Regions from separate parts of the Homo sapiens genome. Here region 2 is linked to region 1. The links are chromatin contacts, found by Hi-C or POLR2A ChIA-PET in ENCODE. All regions are on one chromosome and are shown on one strand. The core of a region is the stretch at or near the end of the contact, and the rest is flanking DNA. Distances in the headings are between cores, read along the strand shown. Region 1 overlaps CDK5RAP2 (CDK5 regulatory subunit associated protein 2). Region 2 overlaps CDK5RAP2 (CDK5 regulatory subunit associated protein 2).

Region 1 (5,157 bases), core at 2,354-4,853:
CCAGCTAAACGTGGGCCAAAAAAAGATTTTTCTATGGAATGAATAGTTATCAACTTCCCTGAGCTTAGTGTATCCAAACTTTGTCCCCAGGATCCCAAAAGTGAAATCTTAGAACAGGCTCATTAGAACCTTCAGAGCAGAGAGAGCTGCCCCACCTGCTACTTCATGGTCATGTTTGAGAGACCTGAGAGCTGTCAAAAGGGGGTTAACTAAATGAGATAATGACAAAAAATGTAAATTTCCCTTCTGCCTTCCTACTGGCCTTTGGCAAGAACAGATAGGTTAGATAAACAAAGGGTGAAATATCTATCACACCACCAAGCAGAGAGTTCTAACTCTTCCTTAACCTGCAGGTCCCTTCCTCCAGGGAGGTTTCTCTGATTAGCCAGAGTGGGCGTTCACCTTGTCATGACACCACATGCATCCCACACACAGAAATCAGAGGACAGCTTCTACTCTGCCTGACTCCTGGTTTGGAGCCTGTCATTCCTAAGTACTTAAAACAGATTTTGAACAAGGTCCACTCAAATATGATGATGAAAGCTGTCGATAGGAATCAGAAGGTCCAGAAAAAGGCACCTAAAATAAAAGAGATGATGAGTAGAAAAGAATGAGCTAGTCCATGAGGACAAATTAGGACTTAGAGCCTATAAAATAAAAGAATAAACATTGGGTTCCAATATTTATCCTTTCAAACAAGTTCTAACCTTGACTAAGTGCCTCAGCTCCCTGAGTCCTGGTTCCCTCATGTGTAGAATGCGGACGGGATTCTACTCAACAAAGACACGCTCAGACGGGTCATGGCTACAGGAGTGTGGGACGGATCAAGTAAGAACACAGTGAAGCCATGGCAAACGGTGCCATCTCCTCCCTAATACATACCCCAAATGGTGGGCACATCTGCTGTGGGCCCCTGCTTGGCATGGAGGAAACTGAGACACAGGCCCCAGTGGCATCCTTGAGCCTCTGAAACATGTGTCACCACCTACCTGCTCACAGTGAAGGGGGCACTGGCCATCCTCGGGGAGTGAGACTCTCCAGAGAAGCTTCAGCCGCCTGTAGGCCTCTTCCAGGGTCAGCTTGGCCGTGCTCACACTGCTCACAAACTTGCTCAGTGGTGCTGGGTGTGGACCCTACACGGGGGATATGAAGGCTGTTACGTGCAGTCTTGAAAAAGATTTTAGACAAGCAAGCCTTAACATGCAGTATAAATCTCCAGACTGTAGGGCTTCTGTTTCACACGCTGAGCGAAAGCCTGGTACCACATAACACCAATTTATTGTTCTTAAAGACTGGTGAATTGTAGATTATGAGAGAATTTCAGTGGTGATCTTAGCCCAATCAATAACCATGATTAATAACCACCATGGTTAATAACCACCAGCATTAACTACAGTTACTACTCCAAGTAAAGGGTCTGTGGGAGGGCCATTCTTACTGTTTGGCGACCCACAGAGACTCGCCCAGAGAAAATGACACCAACAGCAAGCAATAAATGGTTTGCCTTTACTGGTCCCTGTTAAATGGCCCTGCTGTAGTGAATATGATATCAGGGTCTTGTACTGCTGGCAGAGCAAACTCAAATTGGGCGGTATCAAGGGCACAAGAAAATTATGTATGTGACTCAGAAAAGGGGAAATACAAGCCCAGAAATTCGAGACCACCCTAGGCAACATAGTGAGACCCCCATCTCTACAAAAAAATAAAAAATTAGCTAGGTGTGGCAGTGCACACCTGTAGTCCTGGCTACTCAGGAAGCTGGGATGGGAGGATTGCTTAAGTCCAGGAGGTCAAGGCTGCAGTGTGCCATAATCATGCCATGTACCCCAGCCTGGACAACATGGCCAGACCCTGTCTCAAAAAAAAAAAAAAAAAAAAAAAGAGAGAAAAAAGACACATCCTTTTTAGATATCAAAGTAACAAAAAAATCATTATAAATGAAAATATCTGGGCTGGGTGCAGTGGCTCACGCCTTTATCCCAGCACTTTGGGAGGCCGAGGCAGTTGGATCACCTGAAGTCAGGAGTTCAAGACCAGCCTGCCCAGCATGGTGAAACCCCGTCTCTACTAAAAATACAAAAATCAGCCGGGCATGGTGGCAGGCGCCTGTAATCCCAGCTACTAAAGAGGCTGAGGGAGGAGAATCACTTGAGCCCAAGAGGAGGAGGCTGCAGTGAGCCAAGATCGCACCACTGAACTCCAGCCTGAGCAACAGAATGAGACTCCATCTCAAAAAAAAAAAATTTTATATATATACTGCCAGGCATGATAGCTGACGCCTGTAATCCCAACACTTTAGGAGGCCAAGGTGGGAGGATCATTTGAGCCCAGGAGTTCGAGGCCAGCCTGGGCAACAGAGTGAGACCCTGTCTCTAAAAAAAATTTTTTTTAAAAGCCAGGTGTGATGGCACACGCCTGTGGTCACAGCTACTTGGGAGGCTGAGGCAGGAGGATTGCTTGAGCCTAGGAGGTGGGGTCGAAGCTACAGTGAGCCATGATCGCGCCACTGCACTCCAGCCTGGGTGACAGAGCTAGATCCTGTCTCAAAATAAAAAAAACACAACAACAACAAAACCTCAACAAAAACAAAAATGTAGTGAGACAAACGTTCATGAACAGAGATAGAATTGTTTTGCAAAGTAATGGAGCAACAGTTATCATCAAGAGCCCTAAAAAGTTCACAACCTTTGAACTAGTAATTCCACTTCATAATGGGCGACAGCCAGGTGGATGGGCAGATGAATGGACAGACACACCAGGGTGCAGATGGAGAGAAGAATGGATGAGAGACCAGATGTACAGAGGCCGTCATGGGAACAAGACAGCAGAGCCCATGGAGCAGTTGCAGGAACACAAGGCACAAACCCCACCAAACACAGCCACCACCAATAGTTCCCCACACTGGACCTGACCTCTGAGCTCTCTGAGGCCACACTTCCTGGTCCCTCTTCTCAGGGTCCTAATGAGGACAACTGCGCCATTTGACTCCCCTCCCCCTTCCACCGACACTCCCAGGGAGCAGCTTGTGCCCCCCAGCTCTGTGGTCAGGTTACCTTTGTTCCCAGCTCTTGACTTGTGGAGCTGGGAGCCTCTTGGGTTTGAATGTCCATTTCAGCAAGGAGCCTCTGTCCCTGGCTGATCTGTTTGAGCAGGGCCTCATAGTCCTCAATCAGGCCCAGGACATGGCGGCCATTCTTGCTGGCCCACAGGTGGTGGCCAGTGACCAGGCGGGACACACACGGAGTGCTAGTTGCCGAACTGCCACTGTCGCAGGAGAGGGAGTCCGTGTCATTCCCAGAGAGTGGAGGAGTCTCTGAAACTGTAAAATGAGAAGTAGGATGTAAAATCTGTTTCAGGTAACACTCTGCGTTCAAGACGCTTATGATGTTGAAGCTAGCTAGGAGGGCTAGAAGAGGCCCTCGTGCCCAAATGCCACCCAACACAAGCCCAGAGGGGAAAAGAGGCACGCTCCTGGACCTCTGTATATTACCCCACACTGGGCTTATGAGTCATCTTGTAGGAGAGGCTCAAGTCAACTCAACCAACACTTATCAACCACCCACTCGGCAGAAGACCCCAGATTCACAAGGATGACTCAAGCTGGTGCCTGCATTCCAGTAGCCCACAGTCTGATCAGAACACAGACACTGCAGAAGGTGCAACAGCAGAGTGATGAAGGGCCAGAGCCAGAAAAAACAATTATCTGTGCAGGGAGGGAGAGAACAGGGAAGGCTTCTGAGAAGGAGCAGCATTTGAACTGGATTGAGCAAGTAGCAAGAATTACACGAATGATGAGTCATTCTGACCAAGGACAGCAGCAAAGGCATGTCACAGAGAAATGTGTATTCATGATGAGTCTTGAGGAAACGGGACTTCTACCGGCAAAGAGTGGGACAAAGGGGGTCTAAAAGTCACAGTGAGAGGAAAGTGTGGGCCTGTCTGCAGGATGGTGACCCCTGTGTGGCTACACCAGGTTAAGGGATAAGGCTGGACGGACCCACTGGAGCTGGATCCTGGAGGGCCTTGAAAGCCTCACAAAGGTGGTCACAATTTTAATCTAAGGCAAGAGGGACCCAATGATGTTCTAACCTTGGTAACACCTAGGAGTGGATTAACTGGCTTGAAGGAGAAGATCACCAGCTGGGGATGCTGAGAACTTGAAATCCCAAATCCTTACCAAATACCCTCCTGAGTTGGGACCAGGGACCCCCCTTTTCTGCAAGTTAAAAAGTCTTACTGTCACATCCAATGCTCCCACAGTTACCTGGACTTCAGCTTTGTACCTGATTTTGGTGTCACTGCCTGGGAGGAATCAAACAGATCAAATGAATTATCACTTTCCATGGGATATTTGTCACCATCTACAAAATGCAAAACACGAGAACTGTTAGTTTCACTGTTGTCAGCATTCAAGAGAGAACTGAAAGAGAATACAGTCAAGCCCCTCACATTCACTTATCCATACACACACAGCATTCCTTCAAATCTTCACTGGGCCTCTGTCCTGCCAAGCCCACCTTTGTGGGACACCAGGGAGACAGAGTGACCAGGCCCAGTCCATTCCCTAGAAAAACTCTCAGCAGAAAAGTAAATAAGCAATTTTATTTTAGTGTGATCAAGGACAAGGGAGGGAAACACAGGCTGTTGGGGCTCAGGTGAGGGGCACTACCCCCAACTTGGCTTCCCAAAGGCTAATACCCGTTTTAAAACCTTATGTTTTAAGACTGATTGTGACTGACCTATGGTAAGAAGGAGGGAAAGAAATGCCAGGCAGCACAATGGGCAGGTGAGAGGCAGACAGTGGGACAAAGAGTGGAATCATCGCTCAGGGAGAAATAAGCAGTTCATAGACCCAAGGCCCGGGTGCAGGGAAGGACAAAGTAGAATGCAAGGCCAGAACCAAGAGGACTGAGGGGCCCACTCAAGGGCTTTGGGCAAGGCAATGTCAAGCTGAGGTCTGTATTTTGTACTGAAAGAGTAAGTCTGGAGGCTGCCACACTAACCTAAGCTAGAGATGAGAGTAACCCACAATAGGATCTGGGGGGTGATGTATTTGCAACACTGTAAGGAGGCAAAACCAATAGATGCTGTACAGATGACCTGTGCAACACGTTATAATTTGGAAAGCACTTTCACATATGAAAAGCTATTGGACTC
Region 2 (5,352 bases), core at 2,454-4,953, 74 kb after region 1:
GAATCTTTTCAAGGTGTGAGGAGTTGGGAGAACAAAAGGTGCTTCACTCAGAAAAAAACAAAAACCTTCCTCTTCCTGGAACTGGGGCAGGGCAGACAGGAGCAGAAACAAGGAGTTAGAGAGATCGAAGCTCAAAATAGCACGCCACCACTACTGGGCAAGCCAGTTCAACTAACTGAGTCCTGATTTCCTCACGCAAAATGGGAATAATAATACCTTTGCTTTGCGATTGTGTTGAGGAATAAATGAGATATTACATGGGAAAGACGTTAGGACAGGGGCTAACACATATGAGATGCTCAACAAACATCATTTCCTTCCTTCCACATACTCTAACAACTCCCATACAGAAGACAATATTTATGAGCCAAGATTGCTGATTTTCATGAGTTACAGCAATGATAATCATCTGGAGATGATTTTGCCCCCACCCGCCAGGGGACATTTGGCCATGTCTGGAGACATTTTTGGTTGTTACAACTGCCATGGGAGGATCAGGTGTGCCGACCCTCCCATGGTAGAGGCCGGGGATTGTTAAACATCTTACAAAGCACAGGACATGCCCTCATGACAAAAAAATTATCCAGCCTCAAAGCCTCATACTGCTGAGGCTGAGAAATCCTGAGTTACAGGGAAACTGTGCTAGTCCTCAAGATGGGGAGTGTATCAGCAAGAACCTGGGTTGGGAGCCAAGACGACCTAAGCACTGATAATCCTTCACTGCGGAACACCGGGTGTCTTAGAATGCACATTTCCACTTCTGTAATTTGGGGATCATCCACCAACTTCTAAGTGCTGCTGTGAAGAATAAATAGTAAAAGTGAAAGGATCAGCCACATTCTTGCTCACAATGAGTTTCCTCCCTTCTTGACTTCCCTTTCCAGTTTTAATCACAGTACATCATCTGTCTTCAGGGTCATCCACCTTTCCTGTCAATTTCCAGAGTGAACAGTGCTGGAGTTACAGAAGAGAGCTCTACCTTCCTTAGCCCACATTCTGCCCTCTGGATATGCCAAGGTCTGAGGATTCAAAAACCTCCTGTAAACTAAGTTTATGCATGATGAAATATTGAGACATATGTAAGCTTTTCATGCTGTCATTATTCTTAAGAAATCTTACCATTTACTGAGTGCTTACTACATGCCAGGAAGTATTAGGTCTTTACACAGTGTCCTCTCTAGTTTCAACACAACCCTGTAAAGCAGGTAGACATCTAAGTAGGTAGGTAAGTAGGCAGACCAGCCAATCTCAATTTCACAAACACACTGAGGCTCAGGGTGAGAAATTACTTACCCAAGAGCTCAGGGCTGCTGAGTGGCAGAGCTGAGATGTGGACCTAGGTCTGTCTCCCACTGAATGTATTACAAGTCTGAAGATGAACAGGAAGCCTTTTAAGAAACCTTGTTAGTCCCGGTTAGTCTTTGTTAGTCCGAGTTAGCCCTGACCCGCCTCAGTCCCATCCAAGTTTTCATTCATTAAGAAAGAGCCTGTGAAACTTGGGAGCCCCTCATGAAGCTGAGAAGACTCAGGAGCAACCATATCCACCCACAAGGCCTCTCAGTACCCAGAATCAACCTGGCTCCTACCCAGAGAAGCTGCGCAATTGAAATGAAATGTGTCCACTCCCTCTGTGAGTTTCCACACGACTCAACCCCCAGTGCCCCCCACTGCTCGCTCCCACCGCCCACCTCCCCCAACACCACTTGCCAAGTGAAAATGACCAGCAGCTGAGGTTTCTTGAAAAAACTCACTTTCAGAGAGTGACGCCTACTCCCAGAATTTCAGCAGCATGTTTTCATTTTCCCTAAACTCATTTCCTATGAAAAAATCTGGAAATTATCTCATAATTTAGAAGATCAACATGGCAGGGAGGGGCATTCCTGCACAGAACATTTCCCAAATGCCTACTCTGTACCAGGCCCTGGGGAGCAGAGACAGTAAGGTGGGACCCCTGCCCTGAGGGAGCTCCAACACAGGTGAGGAGGCAGAGCAGGCACAGACGGCTACAGAAGGTGACCTCCCCACGCAGGGCAGAAACACAGAGAGGCAACTGTTTTGGGGATTAGCTGGGCTGCCTGACAAATGTAACATTCAAGCTAAATTCTAAAGGACTGGGAGGAGACAAAGTAGGGGAAAGGTTGGGAATAGAAGGGTAGGAAACACAGGTGAAGGTACAGGCAGGAACACACAGCCCAGGGAACGATAAAGAGCTCACTATGGTAAGAGCAGAGGACATATGAGAGGGAGAAATGAGGGGTGATTCTTTTTTAACTTTTCATTATAGAAAATTTTAGACATATACAAAAGGAAAAAAAAAAAACTACTGTAATGAACCTCTCCCCCATCTACACATACCCCAGCCCCAACAATCAGAGAGCCAGGGCCAATCTTGTTCTTTTGATATTCCCACCCACGTCCTCAGCTTCTGCACTGTTTGGAAATGAATCCCAGACATCATATCCTTTCAGCTGTACCCATCCCACTGTGTAGAGAGAGGTGACCAACACTTGTAATCCCAGCACTTTGGGAGGCGGAGGTGGGTGGATCCTGAGGTCAGGAGATCAAGACCATCCTGGCTAACATGGTGAAACACCATCTCTACTAAAAATGCAAAAAATTAGCCGGGCGTGGTGGTATGTGCCTGTAGTCCCAACTACTTGGGAGGCTGAGGCAGGAGAATCGCTTGAACCCGGGAGGCGGAGGTTGCAGTGAGCCGAGATCCTGCCACTGCACTCCAGCCTGGGCAACAGAGCAAGACTCCATCTCAAAAAAAAAAAAAAAAAGGACTTCTCAATTCTGAGAAGTCCCTGAGGCCAACCCTGTGTGTACAGACACATGGACAGAGGCCCAGAGCAGCACTTGCCTGTGGACACAGAGCTAGAAAGTGGGAGAGTCAGGGCTAGAACAAGGCCTCTATCCTAGAGTTGGCTCTCCCCACCACACCTTGCTGGCAGCAACTCATTTCAGCAATTCTGCAGAGATAGGGAGACTTGCTTGAGTCCCAGGGTTCTGTCACTTGACATCTGTGTGACTTTGAGCAAGTCACTTACCCTATCTTAGTTTTCATGACCTTATAGAAAACACAGGGATAGCATTATTATTACTTCACAGAAAGGCTGTGAGGATCATATGAGATAATACACATAGAAGCACTTTCTAAATATATAATAAAGTATTTTTAAAACCTGAGTAATCATGATTTTAAAACCTGAGTAATCAATTTTGTTGCCAAAAATCAGACAATTCTTGATAGAAAACAGGTATATGTGACTATCAAATAGGGCAGTCGCCACCCAAGCTTTATAAGCTCCATAAGCAAACTGGCAGGGCTTTGCTGCCTTAGAGATCAGCACTGATTGAAAGGGTGTGTGCGTGTATGCGCGTGCATGTGTGTGTGTTCGCATTCACATGTGTGATGTCCAGACAGAAACGCTTACCTGTCTGATTCCTGCAGAGATTTGACCAGATGGGTATAGATGTCCTGCTCTTTCTTTAAGACCTGAATCAGCTCTTCATAGTCTGATGATTGTTTCTTTTCCTGGAAATGACAATGGGCATTTGACATTAAGGAAAGAATTTTGAAAGAGTACATCCTTATATTATGCAAACATATGTAGCTAGTCCCAGTTTTTAAAATCAAACGAAGGTGAGAGAGGCCCTGTGCCTGGCTCTGGCTCAGGCCACAGTCAGAGAGCACCACCTTCAGGAGGAGTGGGGAATGACTGCCCATCACTCATCCCAGAACAAAGCAGAGAGCTGAGCTTCCAATACTGCTTCCAACAGCTGCTAGGAAGACGCACCAGCTATGGGATTAGCCCATCATGAGTCTGTCATCCCTCAGAGCTGCTGTTCATCGTTTTTAAAACACTACAAAAAAAATATCTTTCCATATTCACTGTTGCTCCAAAGAAGAGAAATTCACAAACCAAAACCTGGCAAGTACTGGGGACTAGGGATTTAGTTACAGTCAAGTAGAAGAGGTCAACTGAGGTATTCTTGGGAGGCATCCAGAACACAGTGATGATGAAGAAATCTGAGTTGGATCTCTGCCACTTACTGGAGGTATGATCTTGGGTAAGTAGCTTAACAAAACTCTATGAGCTTCAGTCTCCTCATTTATGAAATGTGGATGTCATTTTATGAATTCACATTCACAAATGTGAAATTTTTTAATGTTCAAAATTTGGTTCTGCCACCTACCAGTTCTGAGACTCTGGGAAGTTACTTACTAGGAGCCTTGGTATTCTCACCTGTAAAACTGGTGGACAATTACCACTGCCTTATGGAGTTACAGAGCAGATGAAAGATAAATTGCATACTGTAAGGAACCAGGGATACCTGGAGAAATGGCTGATTCCCGTATTAGGACAAGGAAAATCAGGAACAATAAAAGATATGTGTATAGCATTTTATTGTGCCAAAAAATGAGGAAGTGCTTATAGAACAGTGGTTGCCAGGGGCTGGAGGGATGAGGATATGGGAGATGTTGGTGAAAGGGAACAAAGTTTTAGTTACGCAAGATGAATAAATTCCAGAGATGTAATATACAGCATGATGACTATATGTAACAATACCCTGGCCAGGCACAGCGGCTCACACCTATAATCCCAGCTCTGTGGGAGGCCAAGGCGGGAAAATCACTTGAGGCCCGGAGTTCAAGACCAGCCTGGGCAACATAGTGAGACCCCCGCCTCTACAAAAAAGTAAAAGATAAAAACATTCGCTGGATATGGTGGCATGCACCTATAGTCCCAGCTATTTGGGAGGCTAAGACAGGAGGATCCCTTGAGCCCAGAAGTTTGAGACTGCAATGAGCTAGGATCATACCACTGCACTGAAGCCTGGGCAACAGAGCAAGACCCTGAAATAACAAACAAACAAACAAAAAATACTGTATTTTACACTTGAAATGTGCCAGGAGGGTAGATTTTAGGTTTTTTCATCACACAAAAAAAGGTAACAATGTGAGATGATCGATATGCCAATTAATTTGATTATGGTGATCATTTCACAATGTATATATATATCCAAATATCTAGTGTACCTTAAATACATGCAATTTTAATTTGTCAATTATAACTCAAAGCTGAAAAAATTTTTAAAGAAATGCTTAAATAATGATGGAATGTTGTCAAAAGGACACACAGACCCAGTTTGGAAAGGCTCCCACAAGCCAAATCTGGGATGATTTGAGCATTGAAATAATGAGTAATGGTTTATAACCCACTGATAATAACTGATAGTAACAGATTATAACCCACCAAATAAAACAGGAATTCATAAATCCATATTGATATGAATAGGAGGGAAAAAGAGTAGGTTTTTCTTTATAGAAAAATGATGATGACTAAT

Evidence for each region. Hi-C counts contacts between places; a loop is a spot of excess contacts on that map. ChIA-PET counts read pairs that join two places held with the same protein, here RNA polymerase II (POLR2A). Pooled maps may share reads with other maps.
Region 2: a map of aorta shows a loop between it and region 1 (3-fold over the local background). The contact joins two enhancer-like sites. A Hi-C loop is called at or near these places in 11 of 168 maps with a recorded cell type or tissue (A673, HepG2, IMR-90 and 8 more) and 17 of 50 pooled maps. POLR2A ChIA-PET finds 5 or more read pairs at or near these places in 2 of 52 experiments (PC-9 and activated T-cell).

The regions. Positions count from the first base shown.
Region 1 is chr9:120,399,753-120,404,909 of GRCh38, forward strand. CDK5RAP2 (CDK5 regulatory subunit associated protein 2) reads right to left here. Exons shown (of 38, transcript NM_018249.6): 33 at 4,284-4,361; 34 at 3,054-3,319; 35 at 990-1,133. Among named protein-coding and RNA genes, the nearest start is that of MIR147A, 160 kb to the left of the region's middle. RefSeq lists an enhancer at 2,650-3,618. Within about 2 kb of position 3,604, at least 5 of the 41 ENCODE cell types and tissues checked have a DNase peak (open chromatin) inside an H3K27ac peak, as active enhancers do.
Region 2 is chr9:120,473,913-120,479,264 of GRCh38, forward strand. CDK5RAP2 (CDK5 regulatory subunit associated protein 2) reads right to left here. Exons shown (of 38, transcript NM_018249.6): 15 at 3,438-3,538. Among named protein-coding and RNA genes, the nearest start is that of CDK5RAP2, 100 kb to the right of the region's middle. Within about 2 kb of position 3,704, at least 7 of the 41 ENCODE cell types and tissues checked have a DNase peak (open chromatin) inside an H3K27ac peak, as active enhancers do.